6 separate regions of the Homo sapiens genome follow, and all the other regions are linked to region 5. The links are chromatin contacts, found by Hi-C or POLR2A ChIA-PET in ENCODE. All regions are on one chromosome and are shown on one strand. Each heading gives the region's core, a stretch centred on a gene start or an enhancer-like site at or near the end of the contact. The rest is flanking DNA. Distances are from core to core; before and after follow the strand shown.

Region 1 (4,886 bases), core at 1,223-3,722, 590 kb after region 5:
CAGTTAAACTTTAATTTCAGATAAACAAGAAGTACTTTTCTTAGTATAAGTATGTCCCACTAAATATCTGGAAGATACTTTCTTTTTTTTTTTTTTTTTTTTTTGAGACAAAGTCTCACTCTGTCACCCAGGCTGGAGTGCAGTGGCACAATCTCAGCTCACTGCAACCTCTGCCTCCTGAGTTCAAGCTATTCTCCTGCCTCAGCCTCCTGAGTAGCTGAGATTACAGGCACAGGCCACCATAACCGGCTAATTTTTTGCATTTTTATTAAAAGTAGAAATGGGTTTCACCATATTGGTTAGGCTGGTCTCCAACTCCTAGCCTCAAGTGATCAGCCCACCTCGGCCTCCCAAAGTGCTGGGATTACAGGCATGAGCCACTGTCCCCGGCCCATTTGGGACATACTTGTACTAAAAACATATTCATTGTTGAATTAATTAACAGGGCCACCTGTGTTTTATCTGGCAGCTCACTGGAGTTCGGCCTTAGGCTGGGTCCTCTGGGGTAGCAATAGGGCAGCAAACCTCTCATGGTTCAGACTGGATTATGTGACTATCCTGAGCCAGTCACTGTGGGCAGAAGAACTTAATACATCGGCTGCTATCACCTGGTTTACACACTCCATCCCCAGACTCAGAGTCTGTCTACCTCTAGCTTCTGGGAAGAGGGTGCTTCCCTTAAAGAAAAAGCAAGTACTGTAGATAGTACTGTAGATGCGGTATATGAAAGGAAGGAAAAACAGGATCTACTGTGAGCAGATGCAAGGAGGAGAGATTCTTAAACCAGAGGCAGGGATGTGGGTGTCCCCCAGCTCCAACTAGCGGAGTAAGCCCAGCTGGCCTGGTACCAAGAGATAAAAGTAGATCTTTGAGAAAAAGAACCCCAGGTTGTCCTGGCTGACTCTTTGACAGCATCTCTGGGTAAAACAACCTGCAGGAAGTCCTTCCCTAACTCTCTTCTCTGAGGCTCAGTGTTCTCATCAGCAAAATGAGTATAAGAATTCAAACTTCTGATCAGGCATGTGGTGATTCACGCCTATATTTCCAGCATTTTGGGTGGCCGAGGCAGGTTGCATCACTTGAGTTCCAGAGTTCGATACCCACCTGGGCAACATAACAAGACCTCGCCTCTAAAAAAAAAAAAAAAAGAATTCAAACTTCTTGGGGGGAGTTGTGAAGATTATCTGAGGTTCAACTGACTCCTAACTTGAGACCCAGTTAGTTATTACATAATAGTCACAAATTCAGTTGGCAGCACTCAAAAATTTATTTCCTAAGGGTAGATTTTTTACAAAGTGGGGTTCCAGTCCCAGTAATCTTTCATTCCTTGACAATACCAATTAATTATGATTGCTTGTTGTGGCTTCTCAGCCTCAGCACTGACATTTTGGGCTGGATACTTCTCTGTTGTGGGGGGCTGCCCTGTGCATGGTAGGATGTCTAGCAGCACCCCCAAACCCCACCCACTAGAAGCCAATAGCAGCTGCTTCTTAGCTGTGACAGCAGAAATGTCTTCCAGACATTGCTAAATGTTCCCCTAAGGGGTAAAGTCATTCTCTCCTCTAAGAACCACTGTGATAATAGCATAAAATACAAATATATATTCGTATAAACATGTATTAAGATATTGTGTTGAATGTGTACTGTAAGCCCTATATTATGCATATCCCATTGGGGAAGCTTATCAATGTGGACTGAGCCAGCTGAGGTCTCTTAAAATAAAGTCCGTATAAATTGGAGGGAAGACACCACTTCCTGAAGTAGGCAAGCCCGAGTGTCTTCCTGCCCCTAGGGACTTTCAAACTGCATTAAAAATGAGAATCATCTGTCTCAAAAATGTTTCCTTGTCAAGTTAATTGAATGGAGGAGGAGGTGGGGCAATGCCCAATCACCTCTTCCGCCTCCGTTTTAGCAAAAGCCAAAGGGCTTCTGGGAGCAACATCAGGATTTGTGTAGTGTTGGCGTCTTAAAGTCATGCTTTACTTTTTAACGATTCTTTTTAAGTTATAAAAATAATGCCGACAGCCAAGCCATGGCGGGTGGGAGGGAGGGATGGGGGTGTCCACAGGTAAAGACCAGGAAGATAGCAAAATTCAATTGAAGGCTGTCCTAGACGTTGCATGGAAGCCGCGGTTGCCTCTCACTAGCTGGTGTCCTTGGGCTAGTTACCTAATCTCTGACAGGGCTGACTTCACAAGCCTGTGTCCCAGGCAGTCACTCAGGGCCTGTGATCAGAAGGACACCTCACTTGGTTTAACAGTCTGCTGTGGTTTCAGTCTTGAAGTTCTTAATTTTTAAACCAAAGACCCCACATTTTTATTTTACACTGAATGTCCTAAATCATGCAGCCAATCCTGCTCTCTGAACTCAGTTTTTACATCTGTAAAGTGGGGGTCATGACACCCTCCCATTGCAAGACGACTGTGAGGGTTACACACTAGTCCAGGGGCTGACAGCTCTCAGCACTGCAGTTCCCTGCCCGGCCATCCCAGTGGCTGAAACAACAGTGTTTGCAGTCATTCTCAGGCCCCATCTCAGAAGGAAGTCTTTAACGACGGGCCTGAGACCATGACTCTGAGCTTCCGGAACCTTTGAAATTCTCTCTGTTTATTATTTTTGTGACTACCATCTGTTTCCTGTAGCAATGAACTCTTTAAATGAAAAGGTCTGTGGACTGAGGGGTGGAGCAGGAGGACAGCGGGGAGACTCCACCCTCCAGGGCAGCCTGGCTGGGGAGGAGAGTCCCCAGGGGAGAGTTGGCAGAGCAGAGCAAACAAGCAGCGTCCCCAGAGTGCCTGCAAGGCAGGAAGGAAGATCGCCTTCTCACGTTGCACCCTGTTCAGCTTTCCGAAGAGGGAGACAAAGGTGGAGTTGGAGCCAGTCCTCAGATTCGCGTGACTCCATGGCCCATCTTTTGCCTCCCTCTGCACGCCATGAGCTTCTGTAGTTAAAGGGCTCCTGGGGGCTGCGGCTCACCATCGCCCCACCTCCGCAGGTGGACTCTGGCAGGTTCAAGGAGGTAGAAGTGCTGAGGGACCCTGTCCTCTTGTCCTTTCTATCACTGCTACCCCAGCAGGTGTCCAGGCCCCCACCCCATCTCCACAGTTTGCAGATGGCCTGCGATGCTGAAACAGGAACATCCATGAGGGAGAAGTCGAAGGTGCCAGACAAGCACTCGGGACATGGCTGGAGGTTCCCCTCTGAGCTAGGAGGTCCCACCAGCTGTCCACAGAAAGGACCACCTTTGCAACTCCCATGTGTTGATGCTGTATGGTAACGCAGTAATAAGCTGGAGGGTGTGGAGGTGCTGACTGAGAGCCCTTGGGCATTGTTGGTGGGTGACCCAAGTCCCCTCTCCAGGAGGGGCTGGGCAGTACCTGGAAACTGAGTTTCCTCCAGCCCACATGGCCGCAGGACCTCTCTCCTTTATTGTGTCCCCTCCATCTCTCTTCCTTCCCCACCCAGAAGAAACCTTGCCATCTCCAGGCCCAGAAATTCATCTTGTTCCCAGCTCTCCTCCCCACTTCCGTCACTGATGCCCATCAGTCCTTCTCCTCCCCGCAGGCCTAAGATTTTGCAACTCCAAGGCCAAGAGCTGACATTCTCTTCTCTCCGAGTTGCTGCCTCTCCCGAGGCAATGAGAACAAAATGCACACAGCAGCCAGAATGGAGGAGGGGACGAGGGTAGAGAGAAACACCAGGAATAAAAACCTCATGCCTTCATACTTTCAGAGTCACCCGCCACCCCACTACATGCTCTTGAGGATTTATGGCAAGACCCATGATGATTTTTTTTGCTGATTTGTTTCACAAAAAAAAATTGACCTATGACTGTGGGAATGTGTCACCAAAGGAAAATAATCTCTTAGGTGACAAGATGCTGGAGGAAGGAGAGGTCCCCTTGCCTTGTGCCTCAAGACACCAAACTATCAAAGGAGGCACAGGGAGAGACCCAAAGCCCAACATTACCTGGGCTGGTACTGATTTCTTGAGGCTGAAACCAATCAAGTTTTCTCAGCCCCAGGCCCCTGTTCCTCCACGCTCTGAAGATGACCATCTGAGGCCTTTAGAAAGTCACTTTATGAGACAGTGGTCTCATAACAGTGGTCCATAGGTAGTGGTCACCACAGAGTCTATGATGAAGCCACAGGGGAATTTGTGGGAGTTTTAATGTTCAACAAGAAAGCCTACTTACAGGGAAGTTAGACGTGCTTCCATCCTTTGCTTCTTTCAATGGCAGCATTATTTAGCCAGTACGTTTTAATACCTCCGTTAATTAGCATAAAAAATATTTTGGAAATGTCCTCACCCACCTTGGGAAGGCTCCCAGCCAGGTTACAAGGGGAAGTCTTCTCTTTTCCCCTCAGTAAGCGGGAGCAGCTGCAGATAGACTAACCATCGTCTACCTTCTTGTTGGTGAGAATAACTGTCCAACCAGCAGCACGGAGGCAGTTCTGAGAATGAAGGAGCTTGCTCAATGACTAATCCGGAAAAGAAAGTCCCTCATCCTAATTTAGAAGGTAGCTCCAGTTCGTGGCTTTGCTAAACTGCACCTCCTTTAGTCATTTCATGCCAATTCAACCCCTTTCAACAAACGCATTTTCCAGTTTAGAGCTGGAATGGCCTTGGGAGGTTTTGGAGGCCTGGAGGATGGGAGGGAAGTAGGTGAGGCAAGATTGGGCTTAGAGCTGCCATCAGAGAGCCCCCTGGGATGCTTGTCAAATGTTGATCCTGGGTACAAGACCAAGTCACAGAATTTTTTTGCTGAATGTGTCCCTAAATTAGTAACACTTCAAGTATTCCTCCAGAGTTCCTGCATGGTGCTGCTGGGAGATCCCTGCCACAAACCAGTCAGCTGATCTCAGGTACCTTTTATCTTTTATTTT
Region 2 (4,289 bases), core at 1,102-3,601, 560 kb after region 5:
CAAAGTTTCCCAGTTGGTCAAAGACTAGCTACTGGTCCATTTAGCTCAAGGATGCCAGCCTCTGGCTGAAATTGTAATCAGGAAGATAAAGCAGGGGCTGTTTGACTGAGTATCATCCCATGCCTGTCTTTCTCTTGGTTCTCCCCCAAAGCAGACCCCAAGACAAGGCTTGGAGTACAGTTTATTAGGAGGTGATATTAGGAAGCACCAGTAGGAGAGAAGGGAAGGGAAATAAGGATGGAAGGTGACATTAATAAATGAGTTACCACTATGAGCAACTGGAGCTCAATCCCCCTGGACATTCTCTGAGAGGCTGCATAGATTACAACTCAAAATCATCCTGTCCAGAGATAGGGAGGCTGGGTATCCACCCCGCAGCTCGCAGTCCTCACTGACTGAGGGCTGTTCACAGGGCATTCATTCTTGGCACTTGCAGCCTCCTCGGTGCCCTGCTAGGCTTGCTCTGCATTCAGAGAGAACCTTTGGGCAGGGAGACACTGGTGCTTGAGGTAAGAGCCATGCTGTGCACACCAAGCTGCAGGTGACTCCAGGGTGGCCTGGAGAAGAAGTGCAGGCACTGGCGGCCTCTATGATCATTAGCACTGCTTTCATTTGCTCAGGCTGCCATAGCAAAGCACGGTCAGCCCTCTGCATCTGTGGGTTCCACATCTATGGAATCAAGAATATTCAGGGGGAAAAACTACATCTGTACTGAACATGCACAGACTTTTTTTTCCTGTCATTATTCCCTAAACAATATGACATAACAAGTACTTACGTGGCATTTATATTGTATTAGATATTATCAGGAATCTGGAGATGGTTTAAGGTATATAGGAAGGTGTGCATAGTTTATATGCAAATACTATGCCATTTTATATCAAGGACTTGAGTATCCTTGGATTTTGGGTGCACGGGGGTCCTGAAACCAATCCCCCATGGATACCAAGTGATGACTGTACCAAAAACTGGGTGGCTTTAAATGACAGTGTATTCTCTCCCAGTCCTGGAGGCTAGTCCAAAATCAAGGCTTCAGCTGGGCTGTGCTCCCTCTGAAGGCTCTGGGAAAGAATCCACCTTGCCAAGGCAGTTCTTAACAATCATCGGTGTTCCTTGGCTTGTGGCCACATAACTTACCTCTGCCCTCACAGGCCCATCTTCTCTGAGTCTTAGCTCTGTGTGTATCTGGCTCTGTGTCCCAATTTCCCCCTTTAAGAACACCAACCACATTGGAAAGGGCCCATCTCACCCAGTGACCTCAACTAATTACATCTGCAACAATCCTATTTCCAAATAAAGTCCCATTCTCAGGAACTGGGGGTTAAGGCTTCAACATATCTTTTTGGAGGGATGCAATTTGATGCCCACCAGGCACCTTATATGTGTTATATTCTTCAATCGTGACAGCAGCTGTGAGACAGGTGTGCTTCTCCAGGTATCACACAGAGGAAATTGAGGCCCTGAGAGGTGAAGCGACCCTCTTGAGAGCCCCCAGGTAGGAAGCTGCAGAGCTGGAAGCTGAACACAGCTCTGTGACAGGCTGAAGTCCATCATGTGCTCTTCTAAACAGTATTGTCTGCTGTAGCCCACCCTGGCTTTAAGGAGGAGAAAGCCAATGCGCAGGCTCCTAAGCCAGGCTCCTCGAGTTCAAGTCCCACCTCCACTGCTGACTACCATGAGACCCCCACACATTCCTGACCTCCTTTAAGGCTCCCCCTGAAAAATGGGAATCAGAGCAGTGCCTGCACCACAGACTTATGATGAAGATCAATTTAAATAATATATGAAAAATATTTAGTAAGCGTACAGTGAATGTCAGTTGCTGTCATTATCATCACAGTTACATTTAATATTCTGAACATTAAACACCACGAGCCTCTATACAAAGCTCATATTTCCAGGCCACAATTCAGGATCATTTTTGTCTTTCACTCCTTGCTACAGCTGCCCACGAGTGATTCCAGGCAGGGCCATGACGGCTGCTGGGGTGGGCGGTGCCAGCCCTTCTCCCCCATCCCTGCGTGCCCCCCTGCTCGCCCCTGCTTGCTAATGCCCATGTGACATGAGACTCTGAAAGCAGCGATAAAAACAGCAGCTCTTAATCTGCCTGCTGCATGTGGCTTTATCTGAACCCCTCCTCCCTGGGCTGCTGGGGGCTCAAGGGGAGATGGGCAGATTAAGAGCAACGTTTCCGACATGCCCTCCCACCTCCTGCAAACTGGGGCTGCCGCCAGCAGATTTCCTCAAAGCCCAGCGAGGCAGCCGCCGGAGGAATGTGCGGCCTCCTTGGCATGGCAGACATTCAAGGGAGCCCACAAAGGCGCTGTTATGAAAACCCTCTGGAGCACGGGGTAGGATGGGAGCGTTTCATTTGCAATTGGGATTGCACATTTCAAGAACGGGAGCTCGGCAACAGAACGCATGCATGTGAACACACACGGCTCATAATTAATTCATTTCACTTCCTCCTGTTGAAAAAATATTGCAGGAGATGGGGGGTGGAACCACCAGTCTGAGCAGGTAGTTATTTCTGTGCCTGGGGCTCAGCCTGGCTGAGAACCAACCTGTCTAACATGGAAGCTGAAGGGCAAGTAACTCTCGTGCGGGCTCCTGCCCCAGCCGAGGTACAGCCAGCAAGGCGTTCCTGGGTGCCCGGAAGTGGCTTCCCCAGACTGGTCTCCTCCACCTGCATTTTGTGTGGTCTTCTCATTCTTGGACAAGATTGTCTTTTAACTGCTAAAAACTAGAGATAGAGCTAGGAGCTATCACTTAGCCACTGGCACTTCCCAGCAACTCCCCAGGAGTTACAATGCTCAGGACGTATTGGCAAACTTGTAGGAACTACAGGACCCGTGCGAGGTCCTAGATAAGGTGAGGAAAGCCCCACTCCCTTCCCTCAAGCAGCCTACAGTTCAGAGGGAGGAGGCAAGTTAAGTAGGTGTGTGCATGGCCTACTGTGGAAGAACAGAAGGGGAAAGCCAAATCTAGCCTGGCAGTCAGGGAAGGAGAATGGTACATCCACGAGGAAATGGAAAGAATGAACAGGAGTTAGCAGGGAGAATCAAAAGTGCAAAGACCCTACAGCTAAGAACAGCCTGGTACATTCTGGAATATTCTGGAATGGGAGGTTTAAGGGGTGGTGATGGTGCCAGGAGGATTAGAGTTAAAAAAGCAAGGGTTTAAAAACTGACTTTGGTTTCTCTATCTGAGGGGGCACTCACTTAAAATGATAAAGACAGGCTAGGCTCAGTGGCTTACACCTATATTTCCAACACTTTGAGAAGCCAAGGCGGGAAGATCGCTTGAGCCCAGGGGTTTGAGATCAGCCTTGCCAACATGGTGAGACCCCGTTTCTACAAAATTTTAACAATTAGCGGGCATAGCGGCATGCCCCTGCGGTCTCAGCTACTTGGGAGGCTGAGGTAGGAGGATCACTTGAGCCCTGAAGGTCAAGGTTGCAGTGAGCCGTGATCATGTCACTGCACTCTAGCCTGGGCGACAGAGCAAGACCCTATCTCAAAAAAAAAAAAAAAAAAAAAAAAAAAAAAAAAAAAAAGAGGTCCTGATAGCCCAAAATGGTCATGAGTAAATTTTACTTGATAGAAAAAAAAAATGTGTTTTTTTTCATTCTATCACTTACTCATGTAAATAAATGTTTACTGAACATCAGCAACATACCAGGCCCTGTGCTAGTTATTGATTATTCAAAGGTAATTCAGATGTGCTCTTGTCTTCAAGGAGTTCACAGTCTAACAGAAACAGAAGTCATCGCTAAGGTTGTTCGTACACTCAGAGGTCCCAGGCGCCCTATGTGCCCTGTCCCATTTGTTCCTCTGCAGGCTCTGCCTTCTAAGTGGGAGTGGAGGGAAACTTCGGGACGCATTTGTCCTCCACAGTCACTCAGTGCCCTATGTCAAATGCGTGGTGGAGAGGGGACGGGGACATGGAGAGAGGAAGAGACAGAAACAGACAGGCAGACATTGAGACAGAGAGAAGCAAAGATAGGAACGGAAAGAGATAGAAAGACAGTCAGACAGTGGAGAGAAACTGACTAAATAAACAGAGGACCGGGAAAGAGAGGGTGGGAGAGAAAAACAGATAAATGCAGAGAGAGAGAGAGAGAGAGAGAGAGAGGCAGAGGCAGACAGGTAGAGGGACTGGGAGAGAGAAATAGAAGCAAGGTACAGCCTCATTCACAGAAAGAGAAAGAAACAGAGGGAAAATGAAAGACTCCAGACTGAAAGGGGCAGAGGCTGGGAAGGTGACACCCCAGCTGAGTTCTTTCTTTA
Region 3 (4,654 bases), core at 2,016-4,515, 600 kb before region 5:
TTATGTCTATTATCTAGTTTTTCACAAATATTTTAAAACAAAGTCATTTCTATTTGTGTGTACCTGCATAGTCGTTTGACAGGCCCAACCTGAAAAAAATTTCTTTTCAGGTTGGGCCTTTCTCAGTTTTTGCCTTTTGAGCAGTCATATGCTTACAATTTTTTTTTTTCCTCTCTGGAGAGAAAAAAATACTGGACAATTCTTGGAAAAAAGAATATTTAAAAAATCCCCAAATAAAAACACCACAATTGTTTACTATAAATACATTGTTTAAAGTATGTAAAATAACTACAATAGTTAAATTATTTTACCTACTCCAAAATATTTGTTACTTATTATGCAAAGCCTATAGAAAAATGTTTCAAATATCACTATTACAATTGATACTTATAATACAGCATGATGTATGCAAGTGTGTGGTGCACATATTATGTTTGTGGTTACTTTAACTTGTAGATCATAAACTGTGTGTCAAAAAAAAAAAGAAAAAAAAAAGAGAAACATAAGACCAGAGAGGATAAATTATAAAGATTATGTGACATGTGTAGGTAAAGTCCTTAGCACAGCACCTGAAACATGATAGTTATTCAGTAAATGGAAACTAAAACTATTATTATATCTATAACACACTGCCCCCAGGCATAAGAGAATATATTTTCTCAATGGAAAGCAAAGATTCCTTTCTCCCAGTGATCTCAAACCATTGGTCGTCCTCTTTACAGAAACACTAAGAAAAGTTGCAGCATCCTCTCTTGAACCCAAAGGGATCTAAGGCAGTCAACTTTAATTGTACAAAAAGCAAACTGAGGACAAGAGGGGTACATGGTTTATCTGCAGTTACACAGATGACATGCAGGTGAGAATCCTGGCTCTTTCCAATGGCAAATGTACTTGAGCAACTATGACTCTGACTCTTACCAAACATTCACCCATGCCTTGCCAATTCTCAATGCAGGAATGGCTGCCTAAGAGGCCAAATATTGAGCTAGGGGGAGATGATGATACTGGTGGTGATACTATCAATGAAGAAAATGGTAACTAACACTGAATCCCAACTACGATTGGTTCTAAATTACTTTATATAAACAGAAAGTTTATGTAATGTGGTCAAGGTCACGCAGCCTGGATAGAATCCCTTCACTGTATTCAAGAACGACATACACACAAAAAGTCCACTAATCCATAGACGTATGGATTTGGAGTTCTTCCATTCACCTGGAACTAGAACTACTTGCTTGACATGACCGATTAAAAAAAATTAGACACGTATAGAAAAATATATTCGGTTAATCTAAACCACACAAAAAGGTAACTTTGTAATGAACTTTAGAAAGATTACATCTTATGGAGGCAAAGAAATACAGATTTGATTGGTTTGGTTGAGGAATTAGTAACTCTTTAAGAGGGAATCTGAAAAAAACTTTGGTCATCTGATACACAGTTGTGCTCACAGAGTTGTGCTCAAAAAGTGACAATGATCTTTTGAACTTCCAGTAACCATGGTTTAGCATAAGATGGAACTTGAGTCTCCAGGCATGAAGAAGTAAGGATTCTCTGGGAATATGGGGGAATTACTGACCCTGAGAGAATAACAGAAATTACAAAGAAATAGAAGTTTGCTTTGAAAAACATTAATGTATGTCCACAGAAGCAGCATACATAGTGGTTGAATGCACACCAATCACTGTGTCTGGATTTGAAGCCCAATTCTACCATTCGCTAGCTGTGTGACCTGAGACAAGTTACTTAACCTCTCTGTGTCTTAGTTTCTTCTTCAATAAGAATGGGAGGAACTGAAAGTACCTATGTCAAATTGATACATGTAAAGTGCATAGTCTAGAGCCTCACACTCAATAAGTAACAAGTGATTTTGAAAAGTGCTGTATAACTATAGATTATGAAAGTAATAACTTCATGGTAGAAGATATGTAAAATGTATACATGAATTGGGAGAAAAATAAAAAATATGACACCATCACCTGCAATGACACATTGTCAGCATTTGGGGATATGATTAAGAAAAGAAATTTTTGGCCGGGCGTGGTGGCTCACACCTGTAATCCCAGCAATTTGGGAGGCCAAGGCGGGCGGATCACCAGGTCAGGAGATCGAGACCATACTGGCTAACACAGCGAAACCCCGTCTCTATTAAAAATACAAAAAAAAAAATTAGCCAGGCGTGGTGGCAGGCGCCTGTAGTCCCAGCTACTCTGGAGGCTAGGGCCAGAGAATGGCGTGAACCCGGAAGGCAGAGCTTGCAGTGAGCCGAGATGACACTACTGTACTCTAGCCTGGGCCACAGAGTGAGACTCTGTCTCAAAAAAATAATCAAATAAATAAAAATAAAAAGAAAAGAAAAGAAATTTTCTTGGGCCAAGCACTGTGGCTCACGCCTGTAATCCCAGCACTTTGGGAGGCCGAGGCAGGGAGACCGCTTGAGCCCAGGAGTTGGAGACCAGCCCAGGCAACATGGCAAAACTCCGTCTCTACTAAAAATACAAAAATTAGCCAGGTGTGATGGTGCACACCTGTAGTCCCAGCTACTTAGGAGGACGATGCATGAGAATCCCTTGAACCCGTGAGATGGAGGCTGCAGTCGGCTGAGATAGCACCACTGTACCCCAGACTGGGTTACAGAGCAAGACTCTGTCTCAAAGAAAAAAACGAAACAAACAAACCAAAAAGAAAAAAAAAAACAAACAAAAAAAAAAAACAAAAACAAAAAAAAAAAGAAAGAAGAAAAAAGAAAAGAATATTTCTTAAGCAAAAACTGGAATCATTTTGTATGGTCTTTTGAAAATTACATTTTGAAATTAAAAGCACATTTTGAGTAGAGATTTTTTTTTCAAATCTAATTTCTATATTCAGGTTCCAACAAACAAACAGCTTCAGGAGCCAAACAACCCAGGCACCTCCACCCTACTGTGGAGTTTTCTGGAAAAGCTTTCAACGAAGGAGTCTGAACAGTAAATGGCACTTGTCTAATTTTTACACTGTGCTTTAGAAACCCAGGAAGGAGGCCCACGGCACTCCAGAATTGAAGAATCACACAGTACCATACCAGGTTAACAGCAGGTTTCAATTCTTTTGCCCCCAAAGCATGAAACTACAGAGCAACCGCTGACTTAACTTTGCAGCGCCCATAAGCAGTACTGTATCTGTTTCTTCACAAAGAACAAACTTGACTTGATTTTTGTGGAAGTTAAATTGCCAACATCATATTGAGTTAAAGAGAAACAAAACAAAAATCAGAAGTTTCAGCCCATGCTGTATCTTTAAAAAAAATACATCCTTTGACCCTAAATAGATTAAAATAAAGAACGATTAGTCTTCACCACCTCCTCCCTCCCCCAACCATCAACATCATGCACTAGCTATATTTTCCAGGCCAGTTTCTTCATGGTAAAACACTTTCTCATGAGACTGCCTGTGGTCAGGGCTGACTATGTCACAGGAAAAAATGCTTCTCATGATCTCTAGATCACAGCGCTTCCAGGTCTAGCCTGAGCATTAAATACAGACACACCCGGAAATTGTAAATGATTTTAACAACAGGACATTTTCCCACCTCAAAACTGGGATAATCTTTGCAGCCTACCTATGTCCCTGGGGTGTTCTGAGTATTAACAAGTTAGCATTAGTCAGGCACTTTGATTTCTACAGACAAAGGGCTCCGTATAAATACAAAGTATGATTATCCAACCCAACTGCCTTTTGGAGAGAGGCGGAAAGGCCACTGCTTCCATCCTTGTCTTCTCAAGGGCAAAGCAACCTCCTAGTTATCTGCAGGGCAATACTCATGAAAGTTGCACTGTATCTGAGCCTCTGCTGCACCGTTCCCTTATATAGTCAAGGAAGAGGGAATCCCTTCTGTGTGCATATTTTCAATTCACATTCCAAAACAGTATAGGCAATGAAACAGATTTTCAGTTGTGATTTATAGGTCTTGATACGACTGGGCCAGGCACTGTGCTAGAATCACGCACATCACTTCTTCAGGATGTGGAGAAGTAAGGAAGCCCCTACAGAAAATCATGTTCCGGTATTTAAAGAATGTGCCAGTATGCGCACATATATCAGTGAATGCCTACATATTAAGAATGATTTCACAAAGCCATGCAAACCCCACTTGAGAACTAAAAAAAAAAAAAACGCAAATTTTAAATCTAAATTTAATATAGATTTGAGCCTTTCCCTTGGCCTCTGGAGGAATCAATTTGAGATAATGACAGCCTTGAAGATAATGAAATGGGTTACATAATATTAAAGACTAGAAGGTATTTCTGAGGGACACAGACATATAAGTAGACTCTCTGTATTACAGCACCTGCCTAACATCTTTAAAGAGAGGGGCAAAATGTTGGCCTCTGATAAATTACGTTGTACCCTAGCCACAGACACTATGGTATACTTTCCTTTAGTTGAGCTATTCATGTTTAGCTTTAAACATCAGAATATAGCCTTCGACAAAACGGTAAGAGTCACTGGTTTGTCCAATGGTATTATTATTTAAAACACACACACATACACCACACAGTCGAACTACTGAGGCAGACATTCCTAAGTGAACTGTCTAGAAAAAGCTAAATTAATGAACCAAGTAATCCTGGGAAATCCTGTCCCATAAAACCATTAGTTGCAATAGGCTAATTCT
Region 4 (4,271 bases), core at 1,008-3,507, 760 kb after region 5:
CATGCCACTCTCATCAACATGCAGGGAGGCAGGGTCTGGGCAGTGGTTCATTGATTTGGCCCTAGGAGAATACACGTAGGAGCTCATCCAGGACTTGAGGGAGGGGAAGGAATATGGATATTTCTGTGATCTGAATGTGTCCCCCAAAATTCATGTGTTGGAAACTTGATCCTTAATGCAATAGTGTTGGGAGGTGGAACCTTTGGGGAGGTGTTTAGATCAGGAGGGCTCTGCCTTCATGAATGGATCAATGCTATCACAAAAGGGCCTGATGGAGGCAGTTTGGTTCTTTTTTTGCCTTTCCTTCTGCCTTCTGCGTGGGAGGGCACAGCATTCAAGACACCATCTTAGAAGCAGAGACTGGGCCCTCACCAGACACAAAACCTGCCAGTTCCTTGATGTTGGACTTATCAGAATCCAGAACTGTGAGAAATAAATTGATAAATTACCCAATTTGTGGTATTTTGTTATAGCAGCACAAACAGACTAAGATAGATACTAATACTAATACAATACCAACATCAAAACTGCTAGCAGGCTGGGCATGGGGTTCACACCTGTAATCCCAGCACTTTGGGAGGTCAAGGCAGGCAGATCTCTTGAGGCCAGGAGTTTGAGACCAGCCTGGCCAACATGGTGAAACACTGTCTCTACTGAAAATATAGCCAGGCATGGTGGTGTGTGCCTGTAACCCTGAGTAATCTTGGGAGTCTGAGGCACAAGAATCGCTTGAACCCAGGAGGCAGAGGTTGTAGTGAGCCGAGATCCTGCCACTGCCCTCCAGCCTGGGTGATAGAGCAAGATTCTGCCTTTAAAAAAAAAAAAAATGCTGCTAGCAATGCACTTCACTAATACTCATTTTACACTGCTAATACTTGTCACCCAGAAAACCTCCCTCCTGGAGAGCCCCAGGTTCTTCAGAACTCAGTAATCACTCTTTAACAAACAAAGAAAATGGTTTCAGCCCCACTGCAGCACTCTGACACATCTTCAAAAACTCCACAGATTTCCAGAAAGACATACCTTCTCCTGGTCAGTGGGGGTTACGCCCTCGGTCACCACTGTCATCTGGTCCTTAGCCATCATCCTCTGTTCCTGAAGCTGCCATTCTCTCTCCCCATCTCTGTTACCCCTGGACCACCTCACATCTGCCATGCCTCATAGCATCATGAACACAAAGCTGGTTCCCAAAAGTGTTTGTGGATAACGGAAGGGGTATTGCAGTCCTGCATATCTGGTCAATTACAGGAACACAGCATCCTGGTTCTTGGCTGGGTGCAGCGGCTCACATCTGTAATCCCAGCACTTTGGGAGGCAGGTGGATCACTTTAGGTTAGGAGTTTGAGACCAGCCTGGCCAACACGGTGAAACCCTGTCTCTACTAAAAATACAAAAAATTAGCCGGGTGTGGTGGTGCACACCTATAATCCCAGGCACTTGGGAGGCTAAGGCAGGAGGATCACTTGAACCTGGGAGGTGGAGGTTGCAGTGAGCCAGGATGGCACTGCTGCACTCCAGCCAGGGTGACAGAGCGAGGCTCTATCTCAAAATATTTTAAAAAGTAAAAAATAAATAAAAATAAAAAAAGCAATATAGCATCCTGGTTCTTGAGTTTTCTGGACTGTCCCTACACCGGGGGCTTCTCTTGCTCTAGAGATGTCCTTGCTAATCATTGCTCTCCTGAGCTGCCTCTGTTTTTCTCTGGACCCTCTCCTCTCAATCCCTTCCTGCTTCCCATCTCTGTGGCCTTGGCTTCTTCTTAACAAGCTTGCCACCCCCAACTTCAAATTCCTGTCAATTTGTTGTAAACAAGCTACCTCTGTTTGTGTCTTGCCTTTTCCCACCAGGGAGGTATAGACATGGTTAAAGACACGGCCTCTGGCACTGGAAGGCCTCCTTTTCACTCCCAGCTAGGCATTCTTCAAATCCTTCCTATCCCTATTTTACAGCTGACAAAACTGACTTCCGGGGGATTTGGTTTTGCTCAAGGACCCAGGGTCCTTCAGGGGTAGGTAGGAAAGATCTGGGACAACTCCCAGGCCTCTTCCAGGCAGAAGGAGAAGTAGGTTGGAGAATGCTAGTTGAGGGCACCTGCAAAAGCTAAATCAAGACTGCCTGAAGCTTAGGAGGAAGGAAATGTGTGTAGATTTAGTTCCTAGAGGGCTTATAAATAGGACCATTGCTCATTTGTCCTGAAAAGTCGCTGGGCAACCTTCCCGAGGTGAGGGGTGGGGGCGGGGCCACATGCCCTCCTGAGGTCATTTCTAGCTTGATGATTCACACGGCAAAATCCCAGCGTGGGTTCAGCGCCCCTCCCCGCACCCGCCCCGTGTACTTTCATTTTGCATTATGATTTTTCACTCAAGCTGATGCGAACCCAAATTGATGTCATTTCCCTCCCAATAAGCTCTTGACCAGAAAACATCTAATTCTCCATCTAGCTGGGATTTTTTTTTTTTCACTCAGTTTCTATAAAATCATGCTGCAGTTTGCCTCGATATTTTCTTCTCTTTTAAAGATAGCATTTGTCAAGGCTTATCTTCTGGTCGTAAAACTAATATATATGCTCACTGCAAAAGAATCTGGAACACAAGAGGCCTGAAAGAAGAAAATAAAAATTATATATAGCATCACACACGTAGACAAACAGGAAAGATCATAGTATGTTTTCTTTCTGTCTTCCCCTTGTATATATATCTTTAACATAATTAGATCAAATGCTTTTTTAAAAATCTATTTAAGAGTGAGAGGGAAGAATCATAGATTCTGGCTTCAGCAGAACATGTGTTTTAATAGGTTATATTTATTGAGGGCTGAAAATGTTCTAGGCACTTTACTCAGTGTGTATTGGTGGAATGTCAGCCATTTATGTTCATTGCTTTTCAAAATCCTCACAACAGCCCCTGAGAAAGATATTACTATCATGCCCATTTTACAGGTGAGGAAGCTGAGGCTCTGAGACGTCCCAAGAACAGCTGGTTCATAAAGCAGCTGGGATTAATTTTAATTAAAGTCATCTTGCTTCCACAGGCTGGGCTCTTAAACTTTTTATTTATTTATTTATTTATTTATTTATTTATTTATTTATTTACTTTTCATAGAGACAGGGTCTCACTGTGTTGCCCAGGCTGGTCTCGAACTCCTGGGCTCAAGCAATCCCCCCAACTTGGCCTCCGAAAGTGCTGAGACTACAAGTGTGAGCCACCACACCTGGCCAGCTATTAACCTTTATAGTATGTATAGAGTTTGTCACTTCATAGGGATAAGTGCTTCAATTGGGAATGCCATGAAGGCAACACTGGCCTGCTTCTCATGTAACTAAGAATTTTTTTTTTTTTTTTTGAGACAGGGTCTCACTCTGTCGCCCAGGCTGGAGTGCAGCGGTACAATCTCGGCTCACTGTAATCTCCACTTCCCAAGTTCAAGCGATTCTCATGCCTCAGCCTCCTGAGTAGCTGGGACTACAGGCACACACCATCACACCTGGCTAATTTTTGTATTTTTTGGTAGAAACGGGGTTGCACCATGTTGGCCAGGCTGGTCTCGAACTCCTGACCTCAAGTGATTCACCCACCTCAGCCTCCCAAAGTGCTGGGATTACAGGCACGAGCCACCTCACCGAGCCTGTAACTGGGAATATTTTAATCAAAGCACAACATACTCGTGGAACAAAGATCATGCTCCATTCTGACCTTCTGCAACCCTTTGCTTTAAAGAATATATAGGGAGAAAGGAAACTGGAGGAAAAGGTCATAAGCGTACTTGCCAGTGCTACTACAAGTTTGCCCATGCCTTCCTATAAGTGTTGCTATTTTAGTGCTTGATGGACATCTAAAGTGTCCCTGGGCATGGGGGAGCTGAGAGGTGCTGGGGCTCAGCACAGATGCTGTAAAGTGACTGCTCATTCTTTCTGTGGCCATTCATTGACTACCTACCGTGTGTCTCTCAGGCACAGTGCTCAGCATGTACTCCAAATGTAATCTGTATAAAACCAGCATGCCCATGGGGTCGGCTTCAAAGTGTTGAAGTGATATCATAATGTATTAGTCATTCTCATAAAGTATGCTCATAAAGACATACCTGAGACTGGGTAATTTATAAAGGAAAGAGGTTTAATTGACTCACAGTTCCACATGGCTGGGGAGGCCTCACAGTCATGGCGGAAGGTGGATGAGCAGCAAAGTCACGCCTTACATGGTGGCAAGCAAGAGGGCTTGTGTAGGGAAACTTCCCTTTATAAAACCATCAGATCAGGCTGGGTGCAGTGGCTC
Region 5 (4,654 bases), core at 960-3,459:
GGGGAGAAAAGTTACTAATGAACTTCTAGATCATAATGTGTTCATAACCTCAAGGGGGAGAGGGGCACCCTATATAAAGGTAATGGATTCCCACAGAAGGAGAAAAAGTTCAATAAAAATTATGAGTTGTTTGATCGGGCAAAATGAATTCATATGTACAATATTGGAACTCATTATAATTTCTAAATTAATACAGCCATTTCTATTAAAGATCTGGACACTGTGGCAATAATGTATTTCATTTGATGATCGACCTTTAGAGAACAAAAATGTGTAAATCAATAGTATAGATATAGTTTTTGTCTTCATTAAAGTTACTATAATCTTAAGCTACTAGTCTTAAAAGATTGTGTTATCTGTAGTATTGACATTTTAGACCAGTCCTTAAAAGTGTTGTTCCTACATGTAAACTAATTTTAGACCTGTTTAAAAAGAAACTCTCTTGATACTGTTTCCACCAGTCAGCAGTATTCACAATTTAGACCACAGGTCCAGGTTTAACACCTTGAAAACAGATACCAGGTAACAATAGCACAGTTGCAGCACACCTATGAAAACAGACACGATTTCATTCTGCTAAGGTCTGCCAAAAGCACGCTTGTTATGACAGTATAATGCTCTCTTAGCATCCCATAATGAAAGTGAAAATGTTTTGAAAGAACGAAACTCACTCCATCTCCCCCACCCCCAACTTTTTTGGGTCTCCGGCAAAGAAAATGGCAGCAAGTGACAATTCTTATAGACGGGTGCTATAAGAACCCAAAAGGAAAAAAGAAATGAGCTTGTCTTAACCAAAAAAAAAATGAATATCACTTTTTTAAAACAAAATCTTGCAGTCATTTTATGCAAAGCCTTTTAAAACCAGATTTGTGTGTACCAAGCAAACTTCTCAGAACACTGTCACACATTTCTTCCTAACACTTAGCCAGAATAGACACGGTTTCATCAAAATTTCCAAATGCTCTTGGGACAACCTTGAGGTGTCATCATTGGGCACCCACTGCAGGGCAGACACTAAGAAGGGGCTTTGCATTCATCCATCTATTCATTCATAACAATTTCTGGTGTTCTTACTAGGGACCAGGCACAGTTCTAGGTCCAAAATGTCCAAAAACAAAAATCCACTGCTCTTTTATCCTTAACTGAGGGGAGGTGTTGAGGAGCTGGGGAGACAGACTGAAAGTAAACAAATTCATATATAATAAAATCCAGCTGCATTAAGCATTAGGAAGAAAAAGAAGGCAGGGCAGGAGAATACAAAACGAGGGAGCAAGGTTTCTATTTTAGATACGGTAGTCAGGGGGTCTTTCTGAAAAGATGGCACCTGGGTTGTCCCTTGAGAAAGCCATAATTCACCCCCTTCCTGACAAGGTCAGCTGCTGCTCATTATTGAATCTCCAGCGCATAGCAGGTGTGTGGCTCCACTGTAGGTGTTCAGGAAATACCTGCCCAGTGGATGAGGAAGAACTGGAAGAGGAGTCCACGGCAGCAGCGGCCGGACACGGGGTGGGAGCGCCCGCCGTGCAATAATCATTGCACCACCGCACACCTCCCAAGGGATGGGCAACTTTTCCGAGCGCTGTCACAGCTGAGGTCGTGTCCTGAGCTCCCAGGCGCCCCGCGGGGTAAGCAGGACAGCCCTCTCCCTGCAGCAGGGACGCGGCCACCCCCAGCTCGCCTACCCTCTCCCACGGCCCTGCCAGCACGCCGCGTTCCGATCGGAAGGGAACAAGGGGTAGAAAGTGTTGCCGAAACTTTTCGGGCTGCGCTGTCCTCCCCCGGCCCGGAGGCGAGGACGCCGAACAGCCGCCCGGCGCGGCCCGAAGCTGGCTTCCGACCCGGCGGGGCGAGTCCCGGGGTGCGCAGGCGGACGCGCGGAGGGGCCGAGGTCTGTGCCACAGCGGAGCGGGGCCGGGGCGAGGGGCCGCGCCGAGACAAAGCGGCGGTGGCGGCAGGACCCGGGTCGGGGCCGTGCGCGGCGGGCCCCGCGCCCCCTCACCTGTCGAGCCAGAAGGTCCAGGACGAGTGCAGCGGGACCCCGCCCGGCTCAGGCTGCAGCGCCGACAGCTGCTGCAGGCCGAGCGGCGGCTCGGGGGCGGCGGCAGCGGCGGCGGCGCGGGACCCCGGCGGCTCCCGGGCCCCGGCGGGGGGCGCGGCGGCCGGGGGCAGCGCCATTTTCTCCGCCCCGCCTGCAAGGCCGGCGGACGCGCGGACCGCGGGGCGAGCGCGGCTGAGTCACCCCCGGCCCCCGCCCCGCCCCGCCCCGCGCGCCCCGCCCCGCCCCGGGCTAGCCGCCCGCCGCCCGCCGCCCGCCGCCCGCCGCCTTCAGGGCCTGGGAGCCGCGCGGAGGGGCCGTGGGAGGCACGGCCGGGCCGGGGCCGCCGAACAAAGACAGACCCACGGAGGGATGGGGGGCCGATCCCGCTCAGGCGCGGGCCCAGCGTGGGAGACTGACGGCCTGGCCTGGAGTGGCGGCCGGGGACGGGCTAGAGGGCCCACGGGGGTGAGAGGGACCGGGGAACGGTCTGCGGGCTGGCTCTGCAGCCATGCAAAAGGGCAGCGGGATGGAGCGGCAGGCTAGGGACAGATGGAGGGATGGATGGGACAGGGGATGGAGCCCCAGACCCACGTGGTGCGAGGGAAGGAGGGATGGACAGACATACCAGCAGTCAGAAGGATGGAGTGAAGGCTGGCAGATGGCTGGAGGAGAGAAGGAGGGATGGAGGGCAGATGGAAGCACAGTTGGGTGTGACAGATAAATGGAGAGGGGAACCGATGGCCAAATGGATAAAGAGACTCCAGTGCCCGCGAGTACAGAACAAAGGGCGAGAAAGAAGAACGAACAAGAGAACCACCGACTGGGGCATGAGGTTGGAGCAGGTGGGCTTTGCATTCCTCTTGGTGAGAGCATACTTCCTAACTCCGCTGATTTGAAGGGGCCAGAGCCCCCATCCCAACCTCTGGAGCTACCATGTGACCACAGTGAAGGCCTCAAGCCTGGCTTAACGTGTGGCTAACTTCAGAGAACATTTCCCAAAATCAGCCAAAGTATCCAGATCTGCCCTAAAGCACCGGCGAGTCGGGAGGAGGAAAGCGGGCACCTGTGAACACAGAGCGCTCTGCTTCCTGTACCTCTGAGCACCCAGGAAGTCCCTTAGGCGGTGAGATTCCTGAGCCCAAAGTAGGAGGGGCCCTCCTAACACAGCATCTCCCCAGGTCTCTGTCACTTTCTTTTTCAAAAGAAAAGCAAAGGCATGAGGCCTGTGAACACACATGTCACAACCAGCATGGACATCCTCTTTACACTTGAATTTCTAGATAGTTCCTCTCTGGCTTTGAACAGTGAAGGGCGTGGGATGCCATCTCCTCATTGACCTTCTACCTGGCCTAGCATGTGTTCTGTTCATGCCTTGAGCATTCGCTGGGATGGAAGAGCTACAAAACAAGATGAGTTCAGGGGCATCAACAGCATCATAGCAGACTGTCATGAATCCCAGAGTAGATGCCCTCCCTAAAAGGTAATCAAGGTCACATAAAGTGACAATAATAAAAACAAGACCGCTGCTTTAAACTTAACTTCTATACAACATACAATGCTGGAAGCAATGACAGATTTTATAAAATCTGTCCAACACTAAAACAGGGGAGGGTGCTTTTGGTTAGATGCATTTATCTTGTTGCTTAATATCTCCTTTCATTTTTCCAAGAAGCGTGGTATATGGCATTGTTTAAACTGCTCTGAGCACTTTACCCGTAATAACTCATTTAATCCTTACAATAAGCCAATGAGGAAGATACTATTAACCCATTTTACAGATGAGGAACAGAGATAAGATTAAGATAACCCCAAGGTCACAGAGCTAGTAAGTGGGACAGCTGGGATTTGAACATAGGTATTCAGACTCCAGAGTCTAGACTTTCAACTGCCAGACTCTCCTACCTCTCTACACAGAACACTAACAAGTCCACAACGTAAAAACAAGCTGTGAATAGTAGGTCTCCCTCCCTCCCAAGACTATCAATCTTCATTCCCAGAGGAAACCACTGGCAACAGTTTCCTTCCAGAAAAATGCAAGTATGCACATGCAAGCATATATCTAGATTCATAAGTTATAAATCTATATCTTTTTTATAACCAAAATGGAAGCATTTAATACCAATGCTGTACCTTCTTATTTCACTTAACATTATATCCTTGAAGATTTTTCCATATCAAAACATATAGATCTACTTTATCTTAAGGGCTGCAAAGTAATTCATTGTAAAGAGGTAATATAATTTAATTCACTAGCCTCCAACATTTATGTGGTTTCTAGACATTTTCTTATATAAATAATGCTACCATAAGTATTTTTATATTTATGGCTTTCTTCATCTACACAAGCTAATCTCAGAATAAGTTTGGAGAAGAATTGTTGGCTGCATTTAAAAATTTGATACATATTGCCAAATTGCTTTGCAAAGTGGTTACATGAATTTATATATAGCTGATATATAAATAATGGTTGATTCTGAAAATTTATATTTACGAAGTGACACATATCTGTATAAAATTCCAAGGCATGGGTAGAAAGGAAGTTTTGCTTTCTAATGATTAAAGCTAGTCAAACTGTCAAGTTTAGCTCCTTCCTTATGTCCTTTAACAATATCCTCA
Region 6 (4,406 bases), core at 1,490-3,989, 620 kb after region 5:
CACTGCCCTAGAATTTATTCTCTGCCGGTCCCCAAAGGGATCTTTAAAAATGCTGACTCAAGTCATGGCACAACGTGTTTAAAATCTTTTGAATAAAATCCAAATTCCTTCCCACAGCCCAGGAGGCCAGTAGGATTCAGTACCTCTCCCACTCTCACCCCCACTGAGTACATTCCAGCACTGGACATTTTTCCATTTATGAGCTGGGCTCTTTCTAACCTCAGGGCCTTTGTGCATGCTGCTCCCTCTGTCTGGAATGCTTTTCCTCCAGCTCTAGGTCTCAGCTCAAATACCACTTCCTCTGAGAGGCTTTGCCTGACACTCTCCATCCCCACACCCAGTCTATTTCCTTTCTAGCAGTGATCACAGTTTTTGTCATTGTTTTATCTGTCTAATCTCTCTGGGCTGCAAGCTCCTGGCGCTGTGTTCCTGCTGCTCTATCACATAGTAGGTGATCTATGAATATCTGCCAAGTGAATGCAGCACTGGCATCCAGGCTATGGGACTCCCAAGTCACATGCCTGATGCAGACCCTCCTCTCCTCTCTTTCTTCCCCGCACTGCATTCAGAAAGCAATATTCATCAAAGTCTACGGAGGAACTAGATAACTCCAAAGAGGTGGATAAGCAGGCCTCCGCCCTCAACAAATTCCCTGAGGACCAAATCCTCCCAGTTCAGCCCCTTTCCTCCTTCTTCAGAAATGGATGACCAGAGCAAACAGGCCCCCACAATGGCTGCCTGGGAGCAAGCCGCTTCCCCAGAAAGACTCTTGCTGCTCCACACCCGGGCCCCGTCAAAGATGCCCCCAGTCCTCATCCCCCAAGGGGCCTCAGGACATAGCGAGGCTTCCCTGGAGAGGGCAGCACTGCAGAACAGGGATTGGTGCCGAATAGGGACCAGATCCAGGTATAGTGGGTTGAACGGTGGCCACCAAAAAGACATGTGTAAGTCCTAACCCCTGAAGCCTGTGAATGTGACCTGATTACATTTGAAAAAAGGTATTTGCAGATGTAATTAAATTAAGGATCTCAAGATGAGATCATCTTAGATTACCTGTGTGGGTCTTAAATCCAATGACAAGCATCCTTTTAAGAAAGGGAAGAGGTGAAGATACCAACACAGAGGAGAAGGCCATGTGAAAACAGAGGCAGATATATTGGAGTGATGGGGCCACAGCCATGGAAAGCCTGGAGCCAGAATCTGGAAGAGGCTGGGAAGCATTCTCCCCCAGCGCCTTCGAAGGGAGCGTGGCCCTGCTGACAACTTGGTCAGACTTCCGGCCTCCAGAACTGTAAAAGAATACTTTTCTGTTGTTGTAAGCCACCAGTTTGTAGTTAATTTGTTATGACAGCTACAGGAAACGAATACACAGGGGAAGAGCGAACTCACCTCTTGCTTCAGCCCATGAAGAGCATGCTTCTGAGAACCACAGAATTTTCTGCTGGAAGGAACAGCAGAGCTGAGTCACCCGACATTGCCTAAATCCCAGCATCCCGGCCCCACCTGACTGCTGTTTCTACTTCCACTCACCACCCTGCTGCTCTTCCCTTAGCATTTGCCTTCTAACTGACTTAACTTTTTCTTACTCAAATGTATTTACAGGCTGGGAGCCATGGTTCATGTCTGTAATCCCAGCATTTTAGGAGGCCGAGATGAGCGGATCACTTGAGGCCAGGAGTTTGAGACCAGCCTGGCCAACATAGTGAAACGCAGCCTCTACTAAAATTAAAAAAATTAGCCTGGTGTGGGGGCTATGAATATTTGTTGAGTGTAATCCCTGCTACTCAGGAGGCTGAGGCACGAGAATCACTTGAACCCAGGAGGCTGAGGTTGCAGTGAGCCAAGGTCGCGCCACTACACTCCAGCCTGAGCAACAGAGCGAGACTCTATGTCAAAAAAAAAAGCCATATAAAATATTTACAAATAGAACTTTATGTCACTTATCAGAGGGAGAAGCAGCACCGCATGCATTCATTCACTCCATCCTCTTATTCTGTCAACGAAACATTTATGAAGCACTGACTGTGAATGGGGCAGTATTTAAGGCTCTGGAAACACAGTAGGGATGAAGCAGACAAAAAAACCCCGTCCTTGTGGAGCTTGCATTCTCGTGCAGAAGGGGCTGGGAATAGCTGCTGACTTGTCTATAGCTATGAAGATTAAAAATATTCCTTGGGGCCAGTCATGATGGCTCATGCCTGTAATCCCAGCACTTTGGGAGGTCAAGGTGGGAGGGTCACTTGAACCTAGGAGGTCAAGGCTGCAGTGAGCCATGTTCATGCCACTGCACTCCAGCCTGGCAACAGAGCAAGACCCTGTCTCCAAAAAAAAAAAAATTTCCTTGGTTGGTATGTCCCCTGATTGTGACCCCCACGTGGGGCAGTGCTCCCAGGGAGGGAGTTGAGGGCAGAAGCAGCATGGAGGCAAAGGCCAGGGTTTGAATTCTGGGCGTGCCACTTGCTGCTCTGTGCCCTGGGAACCTGAGATTTCCCTCCAAGAAAGCTGAAGGAGTCTCTAGGGCCCCCGGTCTCCTGCCACTAAGGGCCTGCAGTTCTGTGAAGGGGAAAAGCTCCTCCGCCAGGGGCAGGGCGGGGCCGGTCTGCAGGGCGAGCACAGCCGCATTCCAAGGTACAGAGCTGCTGGGCCCAGAGGTGGCCTGGAGAGAAGGCGAGAGCTGGCGAGAGGGACGTTCTGGGAGAGAAGGCGCAGCCTGCCAGAGCTCGGAGCCCGTGCCAACCCCGGCCTCCTGTGAGCAACAGGAAGGGGAGGTCGCGTGACTTGTGGGATCTGTGGGCAAAGAAACTGTGAGGCTGGACTTTCGCCCAGGGCAGACAGGAAGCCTGCTTCTGAATCCTCGAGTTAGCATACGCATCAGCCATTCACCAGACCCAGACAACCCGTTTTATATGGTTTACCCTCACAACCACCTCAAAGGCAGCATGACTATTCCCATTTGACAGATGCGGAGATCAAGACTCCTCAAGGGCACACAGCTCTAAGTGGCAGGGCCAGGATTTGAACCCAAGTCTGATCTCAACCATCTTACTTACCTTTGCCTCTATTTCTGAATTAGTAAGGTGTTGTTTGGTTGCAAGGGACAAATATCCAATTCAAACTGGCTTATCCCCAACCCCTACCCCAAAAAGAAATTTGTTGTAGTTTAGGGCTTTCAGGCACAGCTGGATCCAGATGCTCAATGTTCTCTCAATGTTGCCTCATCCTTTGGCCCTGTTTGCCTCTGTGTGAGCTTCACTTTATGGTATGAGAGGTACCAAATATGGCTACCAGAGGCTCCCAGCTTATATACTAGAAGCTTCACAGACTCACCAGAAATGTGAATCCCTGTTCTAATAGCCCTAGTATAAGTCACTGGCCCAGTTTGGGTGAGATGACCAGCCCAGAGACAGTCATATGGACAAGGATTTGCAGCAGTATTTCCATTGGCCAGGAATGGATCAGGTGTCCACCCCTGACGTTGGCAGGCCAGGGCAGTAACCTCTCACCCTCAAATCACAGGGACCGAGAATGAGGAGAGGTGATTCTCTAAGAGGAGATTGGGAATTACCAGCTGAATGGAGGCTTCACAAGCAGAACTGGTGGACATCCCCTACAGCCTCTCTGTGTTTCTCCCTTTAGTCTTTAGTAAAGTTTTTTTCTTTTTTTCTTTTTTTTGTTTTGTTTTGTTTTGGGAAAATTTCCAACCTCATTCTCATGGAAAGAAGAGGCAAAAGTTTTTAAGGCAAGGTGGTCTTGCAGTAAGCTGCCATTGTGTGGAGATGGGACTGCAGAGGAAGTGGGTTGTGCATCTGCTTTGTACAGTGATGGAATGCTTGGCTTCTTTTGGCCAACAGAATGTAAGTGAATGTGAGGTGAGCAGAGGTTTTAAATGTGCTTGCTGGTTTGGCTGGGTCTTTTGTACTTCTGCCATTCCCCATAAGACATCCTCTGTGAAACCTCTGATTCCAGAATGAAGCACATGGAACATTCCTGATCCTAACCCAAAGCCTAGAGCAGATCTACCCCCAGATGACCCACAGACCCAAGAGCAAGACAAAGAAAGAGTGTTGGTTGTGAGCCCCTGAGATTTTGTGGGGGTGCTTGTCATGCAGCATATCACAGTGCAAAATCTGACTAACACACTTTGAAAGTCTAGGGGTTCTTCCATTGAGGGAGGCCACTACTCTTGGAAGTAAACAGTCTGTCAGGAAGTGGGTCCTCTGAGCCGTGGCCACTCTATATTCTTCCCAAGATGCCCTAGGAACACAGAAGGGCTCAACCACCATATTTCAACCCCCACCCAGCAGAGTCTCCAGAAGGAATTTCAGCATCTTTTCTGGAGCAATCTGCCCTACCCTGCATCCTGAGTCTCCCGGGATCTTTACCAGCTGCGTGGCCATAAGCAAGTT

Evidence for each region. A loop is a pair of places that touch in the nucleus more often than their neighbours do. ChIA-PET counts read pairs that join two places held with the same protein, here RNA polymerase II (POLR2A). Pooled maps may share reads with other maps.
Region 1: a map with no recorded cell type shows a loop between it and region 5 (2.5-fold over the local background). The contact joins the enhancer-like site here to the promoter of EIF4E3 in region 5. A Hi-C loop is called at or near these places in 3 of 37 single-sample maps with no recorded cell type and 4 of 50 pooled maps.
Region 2: a map of dorsolateral prefrontal cortex shows a loop between it and region 5 (2.7-fold over the local background). The contact joins the enhancer-like site here to the promoter of EIF4E3 in region 5. A Hi-C loop is called at or near these places in 1 of 168 maps with a recorded cell type or tissue (dorsolateral prefrontal cortex), 3 of 37 single-sample maps with no recorded cell type and 10 of 50 pooled maps. POLR2A ChIA-PET finds 5 or more read pairs at or near these places in 2 of 52 experiments (AG04450 and Panc1).
Region 3: a map of naive thymus-derived CD4-positive, alpha-beta T cell shows a loop between it and region 5 (4-fold over the local background). The contact joins the enhancer-like site here to the promoter of EIF4E3 in region 5. A Hi-C loop is called at or near these places in 2 of 168 maps with a recorded cell type or tissue (both naive thymus-derived CD4-positive, alpha-beta T cell) and 7 of 50 pooled maps. POLR2A ChIA-PET finds 5 or more read pairs at or near these places in 1 of 52 experiments (GM12878).
Region 4: a loop to region 5 is called in a pooled map, with 6 times the contacts of the local background. The contact joins the enhancer-like site here to the promoter of EIF4E3 in region 5. A Hi-C loop is called at or near these places in 5 of 50 pooled maps. POLR2A ChIA-PET finds 5 or more read pairs at or near these places in 2 of 52 experiments (activated T-cell and activated naive CD8-positive, alpha-beta T cell).
Region 6: a map of chondrocyte shows a loop between it and region 5 (4-fold over the local background). The contact joins the enhancer-like site here to the promoter of EIF4E3 in region 5. A Hi-C loop is called at or near these places in 3 of 168 maps with a recorded cell type or tissue (chondrocyte and naive thymus-derived CD4-positive, alpha-beta T cell) and 9 of 50 pooled maps.

The regions. Positions count from the first base shown.
Region 1 is chr3:72,308,044-72,312,929 of GRCh38, forward strand. LOC105377159 (a long non-coding RNA gene) reads right to left here. Exons shown (of 3, transcript XR_940960.2): 3 at 4,309-4,454. Among named protein-coding and RNA genes, the nearest start is that of RYBP, 140 kb to the right of the region's middle. RefSeq lists enhancers at 2,303-2,612, 2,793-2,972. Within about 2 kb of position 2,473, at least 17 of the 41 ENCODE cell types and tissues checked have a DNase peak (open chromatin) inside an H3K27ac peak, as active enhancers do.
Region 2 is chr3:72,287,025-72,291,313 of GRCh38, forward strand. All of the region lies in intron 5 of LOC105377158 (a long non-coding RNA gene), which reads right to left. Among named protein-coding and RNA genes, the nearest start is that of LINC00870, 140 kb to the left of the region's middle. RefSeq lists a cis regulatory region at 1,803-3,039. Within about 2 kb of position 2,352, at least 5 of the 41 ENCODE cell types and tissues checked have a DNase peak (open chromatin) inside an H3K27ac peak, as active enhancers do; they include dorsolateral prefrontal cortex, where a contact is called at or near this core.
Region 3 is chr3:71,124,171-71,128,824 of GRCh38, forward strand. The region is part of intron 6 of FOXP1 (forkhead box P1); the gene reads right to left. Among named protein-coding and RNA genes, the nearest start is that of FOXP1-AS1, 160 kb to the right of the region's middle. Within about 2 kb of position 3,266, at least 10 of the 41 ENCODE cell types and tissues checked have a DNase peak (open chromatin) inside an H3K27ac peak, as active enhancers do.
Region 4 is chr3:72,480,839-72,485,109 of GRCh38, forward strand. No RefSeq gene overlaps it. Among named protein-coding and RNA genes, the nearest start is that of RYBP, 36 kb to the left of the region's middle. RefSeq lists an enhancer at 1,671-2,171. Within about 2 kb of position 2,258, at least 16 of the 41 ENCODE cell types and tissues checked have a DNase peak (open chromatin) inside an H3K27ac peak, as active enhancers do.
Region 5 is chr3:71,723,193-71,727,846 of GRCh38, forward strand. EIF4E3 (eukaryotic translation initiation factor 4E family member 3) reads right to left here and starts at 2,210. Exons shown (of 7, transcript NM_001134651.2): 1 at 2,000-2,210. The coding sequence starts at 2,175. RefSeq lists silencers at 1,615-1,734, 1,865-1,934.
Region 6 is chr3:72,345,377-72,349,782 of GRCh38, forward strand. No RefSeq gene overlaps it. Among named protein-coding and RNA genes, the nearest start is that of RYBP, 99 kb to the right of the region's middle. Within about 2 kb of position 2,740, at least 10 of the 41 ENCODE cell types and tissues checked have a DNase peak (open chromatin) inside an H3K27ac peak, as active enhancers do.